2 separate regions of the Homo sapiens genome follow, and region 1 is linked to region 2. A link is a loop called in an ENCODE intact Hi-C map of the cell type or tissue named here. Cell type or tissue: psoas muscle. All regions are shown on one strand. Each heading gives the region's core, and the rest is flanking DNA. Links, peaks and the distances in the headings are about the cores only.

The links. A loop is a pair of places that touch in the nucleus more often than their neighbours do. Peaks named below come from ENCODE experiments on the same cell type or tissue, not always from the same donor. Only the 100,000 strongest peaks of a DNase experiment are listed, where the experiment ranks them.
Region 1: a loop joins it to region 2, with 2.8 times the contacts of the local background. A loop is called at or near these places in 12 of 110 quality-filtered maps.

The regions. Positions count from the first base shown.
Region 1 is chr2:118,769,352-118,777,681 of GRCh38, forward strand. No RefSeq gene overlaps it. Among named protein-coding and RNA genes, the nearest start is that of LINC01956, 63 kb to the right of the region's middle. RefSeq lists a silencer at 5,174-5,293. In psoas muscle, for the core only: no CTCF peak of the experiment used is centred there; a DNase peak (open chromatin) is centred at 5,230; H3K4me3 peaks cover 1,253 bases; H3K27me3 peaks cover 3,141 bases.
Region 2 is chr2:118,837,777-118,846,106 of GRCh38, forward strand. It overlaps EN1 (engrailed homeobox 1), which reads right to left. Exons shown (of 2, transcript NM_001426.4): 2 at 4,395-5,478. The coding sequence ends at 5,162. Among named protein-coding and RNA genes, the nearest start is that of EN1, 5.7 kb to the right of the region's middle. RefSeq lists enhancers at 4,467-5,047, 6,891-7,540, 7,541-8,190 and a silencer at 7,457-7,751. In psoas muscle, for the core only: no CTCF peak of the experiment used is centred there; no DNase peak of the experiment used is centred there; H3K4me3 peaks cover 4,628 bases; H3K27ac peaks cover 4,235 bases; H3K27me3 peaks cover 5,645 bases.

The DNA of each region.
Region 1 (8,330 bases), core at 264-8,263, 68 kb before region 2:
TTTGCATATCCTGTTCCCTTGTTTTAGGCACGTCCCCCTCCACGTGGACTTTACCCTGTGAGCTCCTGCTTGTCCATCAGCTGTCAGCGCCAACACCATGTCCTCAGGAAGAACCTTCTTGACAGCCCCTGACTATCCCTCAACCCCTGCCGCACACCTACATCACTATAGCAGCCCTATGGGGCCCTTCAAAACGTTGATGAATTAATGAGATTATGTGATTATTAGGGGTTTCCTTTGCTAGATAATAAGCTCCAGGAAGGACTAGCCAAGATGGGTTTGCTCAATCTTTTTATCCCCAGGGTCTAGCACAGTGCCTGAGAACCTGATGTATAGTAGATACCTAAAAAAAAACAGGTTGAATCAAAGAATGACTGGCAAGTTGATAAGAAGAAGTAGGAATGGAAGGAAGGTTGGGGAGAAGACAAGAGGGAGAGAGGAAAAAAGAAAGGGAGAGAGGGAGGAAAGGAAGGAGAGGGAAGGAGGGAAGAGGGGGAAAGAGGGAGGAAGGGAGGGAAAGAGGGAGGAAGAAAAGGGAGGAAGGGGGGAAGTTTCCTGGAGAGACAACAATAATAAACTCCAATACTATGTATATTCTTCACCATTTCTAAATCCAAAAATCCCTGAATCCTATATACATGACCCCCCCTTGTCCCCATGTGTTTTAAATGAATCAAGGGTGCAATGTTAACAACAATGAAGAAGAAATGAGAGGAACAGCTGGTTCTTCCATGATTGCTGGTTCATTCATTCATTCTACAAATATTCCATGTGCCAGGCCATGCGGTCACCGCTAGGGAGAAGCATGTGACGTAGCAGATGCGCAGGTGGTGGATTTCAGCTGACTCGACTTCACCATGCGACCTTGGGCAAGTTGCCCACCTGCTCTGAGTCTGTTTCCTTCTCTGTAAGGTATGGAGGTTGAATGATCCCTAATAACCATTCCAAAGCTCATCTTCTGTTGCCTCCAAACTGTAATAATAATAATAAAAAACATTATTAACTGAGCATTTAGTCTGTACAAGGTCCTATGGTGTTTCTCTATATTATCTCAGTAGAGAAACAAGGCTTGATGTGCCCTGTTTGGTGGAAGGTATATTTCTCTATATTATCTCAGTTGATTCTCAACTGGGTTGATTCTCAACTGAGATAATATAGATACTATCAATAAATGTAATTGGAGGCAGGGAGTAGAAATGTAGGAATAATATAGTATCTATATTATCCATACTGTTATCAACTGAGGTAATAGATTCAGAATCAAATGTAATCAAATGAGGTATCGTTTGATATCTCAGTTGGGATAGGTAGAATTACCAACAGCTATTTTGTAAACAAGGAAAACTGAAGCAAAAGAGATTAGCTGACTTGTTAATGGTCAACAAGCTAGAAAATGATGACATTGAAATTTAAACAAACATTCCTCTGACCTCACTTTGCTACAAAACCCCAGGTTGTATCATGCCCTCTAACAATTCTGGACGTGGCCAGGACGTGGTGCCAAGTCTCAGGGGCAAGACAGAAGAGGCAGAAGCACATTTAGTTCTTGTGTTTAAAGCAGGTGATTGTCTCCAAGCTTCTCTGGACTTCAGGTGAACACCTTCCTTTGGTCCTCAGAACACCTCTTCCCCACATGTATGGCTGCTTAAGAAGACTTTGAGGTCGCAGGTAGAAAAGCATGGCATCCAGAAACACAGCTTCTCCTGACCAAGGCTGTCAACAGCCATGAACATCATCCATGAGCTGGTTTCCTCCAGGAGACAACTTCCTGTCCCAAACCTTCACTGGTTGCTTTCTGCCTCAGTCTACGTCATAACTGGGTGTTCTCAAGCCAGACATGGCTGCAAATAAGTTACGTTTGGCTTGATAGCTTTTAAAAATTGGAATATATCACATAAAATCCCAGATATGGGACTTTGCTTCAGAAATTAGAAGATCTGGTTACAGATGACCTACAATCCAAGAACCAGCTGGAGCTGAGTAGGAACTGACCTTTCAAATACACATGGCTGGCCACAGGCCCCACTGCTCCTTATTGCCGCGTATTGACCCCTATAGGCATTTGAATTTGGAAACCCCAGACTGCATAACCAAATCCAAGGCCTGGCACTCAAAGCCCTTTGCTACCTGGACCCCAATCTCTTGTTCCAGTCAACCTAAAACTGCTGCTCTCCAGCCTTCTGGAGTGGACCCACCCGAAGGGCTCCTTTTCATTATACCTCATCTAAGGGTCCTTCTTGTCTTCCTACACTTCTACTCCCTGCCTCCAGTTGCATTGGATTCTGCATCTTTTGGCTTCCTTTTCCTTCCCTGCCCATCTGGGATCCACACAAAAGTGTGGAAACCCTGACTCTTTTAGATCTATGCATGGAAGAACTACTGAAGAAGAACCCATTGCCTGATTCCTTGCTGCTACTCAAAGTGTGGTCCAAGAACCAGCTACCTTAACAATGCCTGGCAGCTGTCAGAAAGGCAAGATTCCAGACCTCCACCCCACACTATTAAAACCAAAGCTGAACTTTAATAAGATCTTCCAGGTGAACTGGATCACATTAAAGTTTTGGCAACCCTCACCTACTGAAAGAATTGCAAGTCAAAGCCAGGTTCAGCCTCAGGCTCAGGTACTCACCCATAAGCCCACTCCCTAGCTCTTCTCCAGGCCACTCAGCTTCTCCCACAGCACCAAGGTAGAACACAAAAGGCTCAGTAACAAATCCAGCAGGTGGCCCCTTTCTAATGAGGCAGAATTAAGCAGATCAGCGTCCCAGGACTGAAGGCATACAGCCACCTTTCACATGATGAGTGCCAGTCCCTGTGTGCCACATCAGATCAGCCTTCTGACCCCAAGCCATCCAAATATCCCTGCTCTACTGCAGAGGGTAGGAACTGAGCTAGACAAAATAGGAAATGTTCTGAAACCAAGTGTGGTCATGAGCTCTGACCAACATGCAGGAACACTTGTAGATGCTGGAGATGGTCCAACACAAAGGATAGTGTGCATTACAGAGATGAAATGGAAAGGCAAATGGGAATATAGGACCGCTGTTGCAATCATGAGATCATATGATTCCAATACTGCTTATCCCAGTGGAGGTACAGGTTAGCTCCATTGTTCAATTTAGTAACTATTGATCAGAGAAAATGCTGTGTGCCAGGCACTGTTTCTAGGTGTGAGACAACAGACAAAAATCCATACCACCGAAGCTTACAAACTAGTGCAGGGAGACAGACAGGAAACAAGAGAAAGAAGGATAGAAAGACAGGCAGTGTCCGTGTGCGCACATGTGCCTGTGTGTTTTGAGGTGGAGGAAGCATTCTAATCATATGAGCAGCTCAACGTGGTGATAAGAGCCTTGAAGTGGGAATGAGGAGAAACTGTTCTTCTTTTGCACGTGAACTCATTTGACACTCATGATAATCTATGAGCTACAGTGGCAGGTGTCTAGGTGGCCCTGCGACCTGCTTGCCAGTGTTCACACCCCTGTGCGTTCCCCTCCCCTTCAGTGCAGGCTGCACCTGGTGACTCGGTCTAACAAATAGAAAATGGCAGAAGTGATGGGATGTCACATCTGAAATTAGACAGTAAAAAACTGGCTCCTAAATCTCTCTCTCTCTTTCTCTCTCTCTCTTTCCCTCTCTCTCTCTCTCTCTCTCTCTCGCGCGCGCGCGCGTGCGCGCGCGCCTCACTCTGGGAGAGGCTGTCAGTTGTGAGCAGCGCTATAGGCCTACGTGGTGAGCACCTGATGTCTCTGGCCAATAGCCAGCAAGGACCTGAGGCCACCAATGGCCTCATGAGTGAGCTTGAAAGCAGGTCCTTCCCCAGTCCAGCCCAGGGATGACCGCAATTCCAGCACTTTAATTGCATCTTCCTGACAGATCACCCATAAGCCACACCCATATCCTTGACCCATGGACACTGTGACTTTAGAAATGTTTGTTATTCTCAACCACTAAGTTTGGGGTAATTTGTTATACAACAGGCAATACAGGTCAAGCACAGTGGCTCATGCCTCTTATCCCAGCACTTTGGGAGGCCAAGGTGGGAAGATCGCTTGAGCCCAGGAGTTTGAGACCAGCCTGGCTACATGGTGAGACCCTGTTTCTACAAGAAATAAAAGTAAATTATCTAGGTGTGGAGGCATATGCCAGTAGTCCCAGCTACTTAGGTGGCTGAGGCGGCAGGATTGCTTGGGCCCAGGAGGTCGAGGCTGCAGTGAGCTATGATCACGCTGCTGCACTCCAGCCTGGGCAACAGAGACAGACCCTGTCTCAAAAAAAAAAAAAAAAGGTGGGGTGAGCAATACATTATATAGGCAGGTACTTTTCTTACCTCCATTTTATAGAGGATAAAACAAGGCACAGAGAAGTAAATTAACTTGTCCAGGACATACAGCAAGTAATGCCAGGGCTGAGATTTGAACCCTAACAGTCGGGCATCTAGAGCCCGTACAACTGAGCAAGGCAGGATGCTGACATATTCAAGTATGGGTTTGTGCATCTGCTCCTCTAATCGGACTGTGCTCTCCTTTTCAGATCTGTGCACCTGGCACTTGGTCATTGTCCAGCACTTAGGAAGTGCTCAGCAAATGCTAGCTGAGTGAAGCCAGGAGGGTGGAAGTGAGCAGAGCTGTCCTCTTGACTCTAGCCCACCTTGCACCAGAGAAGGGAAAACAGAAGCGGTGAGGAGAAACGTCCCCCACGTCCCCATCAGCCCCTAGTCTCCTGCATGGAGCTGGAAGCTGCGTTTTTGTTTTGTTTTGCTGAGACATACACAATCCAAGGAGAGCATGTTAGACTTGGCCCTAAGTTTAATATCCTCGATCTGATCTCCTAATCTTTTTCAGGTGCATCTCACATTCGGAATCTTTATTTGGCTTCCAAACAGCAAGTCGTCTCTTGAACTGAAAAAATGTGACTTGTATCTGTTTATCTTTAGTAACCTCTGAAAGATATGTTTGTAACTTTATGGGAATGTTCTACAAGCCTGTTAAACAACATCTGTTCTTGTTGCTTGTACACTTTCGGAGATGGGTCTTTAGGATTTTTTTTTTTTCAAGAAACATCTAGAAAGAATTTTTTTTATTACGTTTTCATTGTTCTGGTGCAAAGTACACGTGAACTCACAGCTCCCAGCCACTCGACTTTGCGGAGGGGGCTGAAAGCCTCAGTAGCGGACCCGGCCGGGAAAGGCGGAGCCGACAGCTGTCGCGGGGCGGGGCTTCCAGGGCCGGGAGGTGGAAGGCGGAGAGCGGCGAGGGCTCCGGCTCCGGACCCAGCCGAGCGCGCAGCGTGAAGCGGAGAACGCCGGGTTAGCGCCAGGCTGAATCCTCGCTCTGACTCCTATTGCGGTGGGATGTGGTCTCTGAGTCTCCGTTTACCGATTTTACGGAATGGAACTTATAATGAACACTAGCCAACACAAGCAGAGGTTTGCCTTGAGTGACTTCTCTGAAAGTGGCACCTTTTACCATTTTTTAGGTAACAGAAACTGACCTGAGGGTGACTAAGCCCGAGATGAAAAGCTGTTAAAGGGACCTGCATGGAAGCAAACCGGTGTGCGGCGCCGAGCATAGGGTGCTGGGGGCGCCTTTTTTCTGTGCTGGCGTCCCCCACCCCCGGCTTGCTGTCCTCGTGAAACCTCGCTCCCGCACTGCAGCTGGGTCGGGAAGCCCTTCCTGCAAGCCTTACAGGGTCCTTGGTTCTGTGAAACGAAGGCAAGAAAGGGAAACCGGCCCTGCCTGAAGGTGCTGAGTCCATGCCCTCGTGTCTTGCAGTTCCAGGAGCACCGATACATGCATCTTATTTTTATCTAATTAATGTAGTTTTTTGAGCAGTTTTAAAAAGGTTTACAAAAAAAATTGAGTGGAAAATACAAAGAGTTCTCATATACTCCTTTTCTCTTCTGACATCTTCTATGAGTGTAGTCGATTTGTTATGATTGATGAGCCAACGTTGATATATTATTATTAGCTAAAATCCATACTTTACATTAGCATTCACTCTTTGTGTTGTACAATCTGTGGGTTTTGACAAATGCGTAATGTCATGTGTCCATCATCACAGTAACTATACAGAACAGTTTCACTGCCCTAAAAATCCCCAATGCTCCACGTAGTCCTCCCTCTTTCCCCTCAAGCCCCTGGCAACCACTGATCTTTGTAGTATCTCCATAGTTTTACTTTTTCCAGAATGTCATATACTGTAGCTGGAATCATACAGTAAGTAGCTTTTTTAGATTGGCTTCTTTCACTTAGCAATATGCATTTTATTAATAAGTTCCTCCATGTCTATTTGTGGCCTGATTGCTCATTTCTTTTTATGGCTGAATAATACTCTGTTATTGCAGGTAGCACATTAATTTATCCACTCACCTGCTGAAGGACATCTTAGTTGCTTCCAGGTTTTGGCAATTATGAATAAAATTAATCTAAACATTCATGTGCAGATTTTTCTATAGATGGAATCTTTCAACTCTTTTGGGAAAATACCAAAGAGTGCAATTGCTGGGTCATATGGTAAGAGTATGTTTAGTTTTGTTTAAAAAAGAAAAAAAAAAGGCTAGACTGCCTTTCAAAGAGGCTGTACCATTTTGCAGCCATTTCCACTAGCAATGAATAAGAATTCCTATAGAATTCCTATTGTTCCACATTCTTGTCATCATTTAGTGGTGTCAGAGTTTTGGATTCTAGTCATCCAAATAGGTGTATAATGGTATCCCATTTTTGTTTTAATTTGCAATTCCCTAATGACATGTAATATTGAATATCACATTCATCATTTAAATAATGAAATAAAAAGAAATAAGTAAAAATGGAATTTGCCTGCTTTAAAATGTATGCTATGCCATCGTTGCTGTGTTTAGTGGACAAATATCACTGGGGATTATAAGGCTTGGGCCTCTTGGCCAAGAAAGTGGGCTTCGCTTAAGGAACAACCTGCTCATTTTCATAATTAATTGCTTGTTTTGGTTACTTTTTGCTTTAGCTACCAGGAAGCTCAAGAGGATCTCTAAAAACGGCACGGGATTTATAGTAGATACTTCTACACACCAATTTTACCCCTTACAATCCTACTCCTATTTTCTCTTCACTCTAATTTCCTCATTTATTGGGATCTGAGAAATAAGGAAGAAATGTTAGTAATATTTAGTTAATTTAGTATTAGTAATATACAGTTTTTTGTGTGTTGGACCACATGTTGAACTGGCTTGAGCTACAAGCCCCTCCCTGAACCTAACCCAAAAGAGAGAGGCAGAAGATCCCAGAATCCATCGGAAACAGTGGGAACTCCATGAAGAGACAGAAAGTAGTTGAGTCTCATTCCAAAAACAGAAAGATTGTCTGTAGCGTCAGAAGTCTCTGGAGCCACTAATAGGTGATAGAAAATGAGAAATGATCATAAAAAAAATGAAGCAAATACATAAAATGAGAGGAAATCTGCATGGAAAAATACTGTGTTTGCCGTGGTTTGCCATGAATCACTCAACCCAATTTTGTGCACCTGAATGCCAAATAAAAAAAACAATTACAAAACTTACCAGGAAAAGATGCAATTGTGGTTAAGTAGAAAGCATTTTATGAGCATCAGTTGTTACTATGGAGTATTTATTTGATCCTTATTTGAAGCCTTGTAAGATAAGCAGGATAAGCATCATTATTCCCATTTTACTAATAAAAAAAATGAGACCCAGGATGTCTAATTTGAAGAGGCCATTTAAATCTACCTGAGGATTCAGGCTCGACTGCCTGATCCAGGGTCCAGCAGAACAAAGGAGGAAACTTCTGAGAGATCACCTCTTAATAGGGAGTCAGCCTCTAGGGGCCAAAGGTCAGCTGCTGTAAGAGTATGAGAGGATATGGCATGACTTTGGGACTTTCTCTGCAAGTTTTGCTTGTATTAATTGGTATTATCAGTTGAACAGTGTCACCCAACAAAGATGTTTGAGTCCCCAGTACCTCAGAATATAATCTTATTTCTTTCTCTCTTTTTTTTGTAAGCATACATTGAGAATATTTTATTAAAACATGTTTCTTTTTCCATTGAGGCCCATGCAGCCAAATAGAGAAATCCAGCAATAAAAGGTGAATATCAGCATATATATATTGTTTGTTTGTTTGTCTGTTTTTGAGACAGAGTCTTGCTGTGTCGCCCAGGCTAGAGTGCAATGGCACCATCTCGGCTTACTGCAACCTCCGCCTCTCAAGTTCAAGTGATTCTCCTGCCTCAGCCTCCTGAGTCCCTGGGATTATAGGCACATGCCGCTAGGCCTGGCTAATTTTTGTATTTTTAGTAGAGACAGCAGGGTTTCACCATGTTGGTCAGGCTGGTCT
Region 2 (8,330 bases), core at 154-8,153:
AAGAGCTACAGCTGGCAGAGCACTGAGTGTACTTGCTGGTGGGAGAGGGTTGTAGCATTGGGTCTGTGTCTGAGCACAGGCACCTGGACTGGACCAGCTGCCTCCAGGGGAGAGAGAAGGGGCTGCCTCTCCTTTTGGTGGCTTCCACAGAAAGGAGAGGGCACACAGGTCTGTCCTGAGCCCTGGAAACAATGTCTTTTCCCTCCCCTGGCTAGGGGTGAAGCCCACCAGCTGGGGCATGCAGGTGCATCTTGGACACCAGTATGTGTATTCCTGGCTCATGTATAGTTGTGTGCCAGAACCTTCTACACAGGCAATGTCCATGTGCTTGCTGTGAACACACTGTATATTGGTCCACTGACATTTGTATACATGCCTATGTTTTGCATGTGTGCATATGTATCCACATGGGTGTGTGCATGCTTATGCATTTGTATGTGTGGAAGTGTGTACATGTGTGCATTGTGACTGCATGCATGTTGACATTACCCACTTGACGGCACAGTGAGGAGAGGCCTGGACTGATAGGAAATCTGAGGACTTTGCCTCTCATTTGCCTTGTGCTTTCTCTTGGGGCACTTTCTCTCTCAGGATTTTGTAATTCAAGAATCTCTGAGGACCCTTCCAACACTGACATTGCATTAAAAGACTGGCCTAAAGCATTTGGGGAGGCGTGGAGGCTGGCAGAGTCCCTAGCCCTTCCCCTTTCCACAGGTTGCCAAAGAAGAGAAACCCTCTCCTCAGAGTTCAAAGTGAGAGAGGACAATGGAGGTTTCTGGTGGGAGTGAGGAGGGATGAAGATACTCTGCCACCTCCCACAGACGGGGATGAGCATAGTCTTCCATTTGAACCCACTGTGACATCCAGACTAAAAGGGTCCAGGCTCTGAGGTGAAGCTGGGGAGGACACCTGGATGCCTCTCTGCCCTTCTCTGCCCTGCTCCCCTGTATGGTGGAAGCAGAGGATAGTGGGTTGACTAGATCGCCAGAAGAACGGCCTGTCTCATTCACACAAAGGAAAAACCAGGCTGACCATGGAAGGAATTGATGGCCATCCCACAGTAGCTGCGGCAGACACATTCATCCAGGGTGCAGTGTGGCCCTGGCCTGCATCTCCTGGACCTCCAGGAGACAGCCAAAGCTCACCCCTGCCTTGTAGCTTGGCCCTTTTTGGGGCCTTTTTTCTACTGTGTGTGTTGGGGCTTGGAGTGTCCTGGGGCACAGTGGCCTCCCCCATGGTATTATCTCTAGACACCCTGCCACAGGTGACAGATGGGTGTAGGGGCCTGGGAGGGTACAGGCTAGCAGGTCACTGCTCTGTTCCCTGGGCAGCCCCATCTAGGGAGCTTAAGAACTGGGTACACATACACACACCCACAGACATCAAACAGTCACTACTAGAGGCCATATACCCAAAGCACACACTTCCACCTCCCAAACCTAAATAAATATACTCAGTACCATCCCTATACAAATGCCCACACACAGTACAACCCACGAATACACACGAACCAACGCAATCACACCAAGCAACCCCACATTCCCAAATACCACAACACCCTCTCCTTCCACTTTCCTTCCTCCTTCCCTCAGCCCCATCCATGGCCTTCCCCCTAACCCTACTGAAGAAAAGAGAGTTTCCAGCAAGAAAACAGAGACCTTTGCCCTCAGAAAGAACCAGGGATCAATACTGTTTAGACTCAGCTAGCATGTATTTCCTTTTAGGCTGAGGAAGATTTAAGTTTATGGTTCAATTCAATCTTTAAAAAAAAGGAAAAGCAGAAAATGAGGCAGTTGGGATGGCGTGCTCAAGTATTTATTTCACTGCAGCCCCAGACCTGAATACACAGGTGGCTCACTAAGCCAGCCCCATAAATCAGAGAAATCAATGCCCGTTTATGATCATTATTAGTTTCTTTTTTTAAAAGGGCGTGCAAGAAAAAGGTCCCACCAGAATCCTCCTCCCCTCTCCTCTACTCCAATCAGAAAGAAGGAAAAATGGAGAGAAGATGGGAAAGTCATCCTGGATGATGGCTTCAGGGCCTTGGCCAGATCCTTGAGGTCGATGCGACTTAGACATACATAGTCAAGGAGGAGGCACAAACAAAATGTTTAAGTTCTCAGAGCTTCATGTTCTTTCACTGAACAATGAAGAAAAATCCATTTTCCCATAGTGATTGGAAGATAAAAGGAGATAATGGGCAAGAAAGCAAATTACATAATAATGACATTCACGTCTATACACTTTACTGACACAATCATGGGGATGGGTGACCACCTTCTCCTCCTCTCGCTGGGTTAAAGGAAAGAGCTCTTGACTTTGATCTCTTGGATAGAGGAAGGGGAGCATGAGGAATGGGGTGGTTCCTAGAGTTGCTGCTCACACCGACCTCTGTCCCAGCCTCTGGACCTGGTAGTCTTGGGGGACTTGAATATCCTAAGAGGCCACAATAGGGAGGGGAGAAGGGAGTGTAGCCAATTCCTAGACATTCAAAATAGTAAGGTTCTCCAATATATAGAGTTGAGCATCCTTAACATCACATCTGATGTGCTGGGAGGGTGAAATGGAATGGGACTCTTCCTGAAATTCTGAGAGGTATTAGGAGAAGGGTGCTCCAAGACACAGGCCTCAGACTGTTTAACAGGAAAGCCTGGAAGGCTTGAAGAGTCCAAGCCCACTCCCCAAGGCAAGCAAAGCACAGGCTTTTGACTACCAGAAAACAACTCCCCTAGACCAACCCCAGGGAAGGGCCCATCTCACTGCTTCTAACTCTGCCCACAAAGATTGGTTGAGCACCTATTATATGCAAGAGTTACTCCTCCAGAAAACAATGGGCAGATGGAAGGAAGGAAATTAATTGCAATAAAGTTGGGAACCCACAGCAGTGTCAAATGCACCCTCCAATTCCACTCTAGCCGCCAAACCCTTATGTAGGGATTTGGAGGGGACCTAGGCTTCCTGGGATTGAGATCTAGCCCTGTTAGTTCCCCGGCCAGGAGCAAACAGTACATTGGGCCAAATCAGGGAAAATTTTTCAATAAAAAAGGTGGAATAACTAGCCATTATCATTTTGCACAAAATCAATCCTACAAAAACAGTTGAGAAACTCAAGGGAAGAGCACAGAGAACAGGGATCTCACACATGAACAAACCCAGCAAACACACCTGCAGACATTCCAGTGTGCAAACACAAATTCATGCATGTACACACAGTGAACTCACAAACGTCCAATTGTGTATCTAATTAGAGAAGAAAATCAGTTGCACAATACTCACGGGTACAGGAATACACAAAAAACTGGTAGGAACTTAGGTGCACCAATATCTGCACATTATTGTATATGCACACAAGTATGTGTGGGCACCTGCCCGTCTAGCTGCACACGTGTGGGTATATACATACATATTGCCGAAGAGAGAAAAAATGTGGGAGTGGAATTTACAATTTAAAAAAATCCTGGACAAAGATAATACCTCCTGAGAAGGAAACTTCCCTTCCTCCCCTTAACCTCTTAAGATCTGAGAGCAGCTCCTGCTCTGGAAGGATGGGCCCCAGTGTTAGCAGCAAGAGGCCAGACATTTCCTTCTGGGAACCCAGGGTGTCCTGAGGGCCCTGGGGGCTTCTATGTGCGCCCCCCTTGGTGAGGAAGAAAGTTAGGCTTTGTTGGGATGCCTAAGGGAACCCTCTTTGGTTTAGGGCCCAGATACGGCAGACGTGCGCCCACCTCGGGTTCAAGGCCCAAGCAGCCACTCCGAACAGCTTTCCCAGCATTTGGGCCTCCTCTCCTCCGGCATTGCGGGCCCAGGAGATCCGAGCCCCGCGAGGCTCCGCAGGCCGCCCCCGGACCTGCTGCTTCGCCAACAGAAGCCCTCCCGCAAACGAAGTGCAGTGAGTCCAGGCGGCCAAGAGGCCAGGCCAAAGTGCCCCTCGCCCAAGCGGGCTGTCGGGGAGGGAGGAAGGCAGGCCCCCTTCTATCTCTGGATAAAAAAAATCTGCAGCAAAACCTGCACCAGGGGAAATAAAAGAAAGAAAGAAAAAGAAAAGTGCAGGTTGGAGTGAAAAGCAGTTTGTACAGGAGGAGGCCGCCACTGGGCTGGGCCTGGACCGGTGCGGGGAGCTGCCCCGCAGCCCAGGCAGCGTTTCCGAAGCCAGGACTGTGGTTGTCGGCCTTTGAGTTCCCTTGAACGCAATCGGAGACCAGGCGTGTCCCGCCAGACCCTTCAGACCCAGGCTAAACCCAAATCTGGGTCGCGCTTCCCCTTCGCCCTGCATTCGTTGTGCGGTGATCGCAAGGCCCGGCCGGCTCCCCGCCCGGCGTGCGCAGGGGCGCTGGGGCGCTGTGTGCCCGGACCCACGTCCTTCCCGAGCCCGCAAACAGGAGAGCCGCCAGCGCTCGTGAGCACAGTGTACACTTTATTTCAGACTACAGGTTTCTGAACATAATAAAATCTTTGGCTTGTAGCGGCGGTTCAGTCTCGCAGTCTGTGGGGTCGTATTTCTCAACAAGTCTCCGGAAAACGAAAGGGGGGCAGAACAGACAGACCGACAGAAGGGACCCGGGAGGTGGGGGAGAAGAGGTGGGCAGACACGAAAGGAAACACACTCTCGCACACAAAGAAAAGTCCCAGAGAAACCAGGGCCGGCGATGCGGGTCGGGAGGCACCGGAGAAGCAATGACATTCAAATGAAAAAGGCAACGAAAACGAAACTGGGCGGGGGCAGCGAGGCGGTGGGGGAGGGGATAAAATAATTATAATAATTATAATAATTATAACAATAATAATAAAGGAGATTAATAAAAATGTCCAGCAAATAGAGATCGCTACACGTATGTGTTTTCCTTACCTGAAATTAAATATATACAAGGTCGTAAGCGGTTTGGCTAGATAGAGCTTTAAGGAGTTCGCAGTTTCGTCCCTTATACTGGGAATAGAGAATGGATCTTATTTTTCGATAGCACCTGTCCGAGTCTTTCTCCCTTTTCAAAAATGCTGCGTTTCAACGTCATTGTCCATTCTGAGGCTCTCTTTCTGTCTCTCTCGCTCTTTTCCCTGCGCTCCCTCCCTCCTTGGAGCAGATGCTTTCTCCCCCAGCGAGGGGCCGGGAGACGACGGCGGCGGTGCCGGGAGGGGGCGCGGGCGCGGCCCCGGCCTGTGGCGGCTACTCGCTCTCGTCTTTGTCCTGGACCGTGGTGGTGGAGTGGTTGTACAGTCCCTGGGCCATGAGGTGCAGCGCCAGGCCGTTCTTGATGCCTGTGGCTTTCTTGATCTTGGCGCGCTTGTTCTGGAACCAGATCTTGATCTGGGACTCGTTGAGGCTGAGTTCCTGGGCCAGGGTCTGCCGCCGCTGCTCCGTGATGTAGCGGTTTGCCTGGAACTCCGCCTTGAGTCTCTGCAGCTGCTCGGCCGTGAACGCGGTCCGCGGCCGCTTGTCCTCCTTCTCGTTCTTCTTCTTCTTCAGCTTCCTGGTGCGCGGACCTGCAGCGGCGGAGAGGGCCGGGGTGGGGTGGGGGTGGGGACCGAGGGCAGAAGGGAGGGGGGAGAGGGCAAAGGAAGCCGTGAGAATAGCATTGCCGAGCTGGGCCGCGAGCCCCGCGCTTCCGGGGCGATCTCGGAGGCCCTGCTGAACCCCTGGCTCCCTCCCGCCAGCCAATCCCTGGATCGAAGTGCCCCTCACCAGACCACTGGGGTCCCCGGGTTCCCTTTGGGAGGGCAAAGGAGCAGTGAAGGAAAGCTGGTTGAGGTTGTAGGTGCACCCCACACCCCAATTCTCACAGGACAGTCAGGGACAGACCGAAATCACAACATTTCCAAGCCAAGAAGGCAGGAATCCAAGATGAGGAGATATTTGGAGCTCATATGGCCCAGCCCAGAGTTGGGGGTCAGGGGCCTGCTGTCCTCACCGCCCCGGAATAGATAGGACTGGGGCAGTGAGGGCAGGCCCTGGGGGAGTCGCCAGCCTGCAAACAAATCTTCCTCTCCTCCTCAAGAATCATACCTACAGGAGAAACTACAATAAGACCCCATCTGCTTGTAGCTATTGACCTCAGAAAACAACGGGATAGTGAGCCGGCTGGGAGAGGGCTGCTTAGCTCCAAAGTATTTGGTGTCTGCCCCCCTCCCCGCACCCCTCCCTCCCACACACACCTCCTCGCCTTCTTTCTCTTTGGCCTAAAGGAAGCCTTTTCTAGGGTCTCAGGGATGCAGGGACCACCCCTTCTCTGAAGGAGAAAAGGCCCTGATCCATCCTCATGACCCTGGCTCTGGGTTTTCAGCCTTGCCCCTTGGATGGTGCCAATAAGAAAGGGAGGGCCTTCCACATTCCTCTAACCGGCTGCGTGGGGCAGGGTCTCTCTTATCTGGGTCTTCCTTATCTCCCCTTTCAACTGATGCAATTTCAGGATTAAAAACTCCTGAATAACAAAAACAAGCCGGATTGGCTTTCTCTGCCTACTGATGACATTTGCAAGGAGACTGCAGCCCCTTCCCCCACCTATGAGCAAAAAGGAGAGGGAGGGAAGCAGGGACAATCCAGAAAAAAAAAAATGTGCTTTGACCACCAGATAGGAATGGGAAGGGGCCACAGGAAACCTCCTTAGGAAGGTGAAGTTCCCCTCAAATACTAGTCTGGGAGGAGGGCCCACTGAGAAAGGAGGGAGGGAAAGCGGGAAAACCAGGAGAGGATTGAACTGTTGGTGTGTGCCTCAAAAGCCTGCACCTCTGCCCACCTGCTTCCACACCCAAGTCTTCTGGCATTTACTTGCTGGGTCCTGCCTTGGATATGGTAGCTTGCTGAACCAAGTTAAGTCCCTGTCAGGCCTGTTCATCTCTAAAACTGTCTGGAAAGAAGGATCTTTGCCGGCATCTCCAAACCTAGCTACAGAGAGGAAGGCTGGGCAGCCTACTCCTGGGGCAGGCAGGAGGCTGGGGTAACCAGCTGTCCTATGACAAAGAGTCCAGGCCTAGCATACTGCAGCGACTCAGATCTGGGTCGAGGCTCATCCCCTCCTCCCCCAACTGCCCAAGCAGGAGAAGGAGCTGGTCCCCTACCTACCCAGGCCCATAAGAAGGAAAGTGGCCAAGAACAAAGCCAAGGCCCTCTCCAGAGCAGAACTGGGGTTTTGATTCGTAATTAGCTGAGCGGGGAGAAATAGCCCAAGAAATGCACACAGCCCCAAAAAGGCCCCACTGCCCGTTCTGCATCCGGGACATGTTGAAGTGTTGTTGTATGTGTGTGCAGAGGCACGGACTCTTGTAATAAAATCGTTCCTAGTCTCCCGGCCAGCCCGAGCCGTGCAGCCTGACAGCTCAATCACTCTATCCATCAGGCGAGTCAATCAAAGCAGCTTTTCGGAGGTTCAGGGAGCCCGACGTGTCAATAACGGGGCTCGAGATGGCGGGAGCTGATAGTGCGCATCGATCCGCGCCCGGCCGGCAGCTGTGGGGCGGCGAGAGACCAGCCAGAGGAAAGCGGCGCGTGGCTACGTTGTTCCCGGCCCCCTGCCGGACCGGGTGTCTGGAGTGCTGATCTTGGGCCAAAGCTTCTGCCGCTCTCCCAGACACTGCGGGCCGGGGCGTCAGGCAGGCCTTGGCCTTCTCTCCCGGAGCCCAGCTCAGGTCTCCTCCTCGGGTTCGCCAAGCGCGAGGGGCACACGGAAAAGTGGTGGAAGGAAAGCCGAGAAAAACAGGCCTACGGATGCCAGAAGTCTGCTGGATGTGCGGGTGAAAAAAGGAAAGCGCCGCGCGGGGAGGATGCGGGAACCGTTCCGCGGAGAAGCTACGGAGGAAACTGGCTCTCATGCCCTTGGACACGCTTCCTGGCCTGAGCCTGACCTGTTTTCTCTCCTCTCCCACTGTTTTTCAGCTCCAGAAAACCAGGGGCTGCCAGCACCCACCTTTTTGGCAACTGCCTTTCCCTGGTTTCTACCCACCCGGGTCAGACTCTTTTCGCTACCCAGCCGGGGGAGAGGGACGGCTTTCAGACGCTTTCCTCCCTGTCTTCCTGTGTTTCCCATGTTTATCAATGTAAACGGTCTCTCCGCAGAAAATATCGAGATGGTGTTTGTGTCTGTAAGGACACACAGTGAATATAATTTTTCTGAACAAGGCCTTCTCTGGTCAAATCTGGCCTTCGGACGATCAGGCTGGTGGGATTTCAGACACACATCACTAGGCCCACCTTCCTGCCTTATCTAAACACCCTGGAAAGAAAATCACTGACTATGTACTTTTCCTAAGAATAATAAAGATAAGAGACAAAGAAGGCCCCAGGGATTCAGAGTTCAAAATCAAAGAATCGAGACCCGAGCCTCCTGTGCCACGAGCTGTAG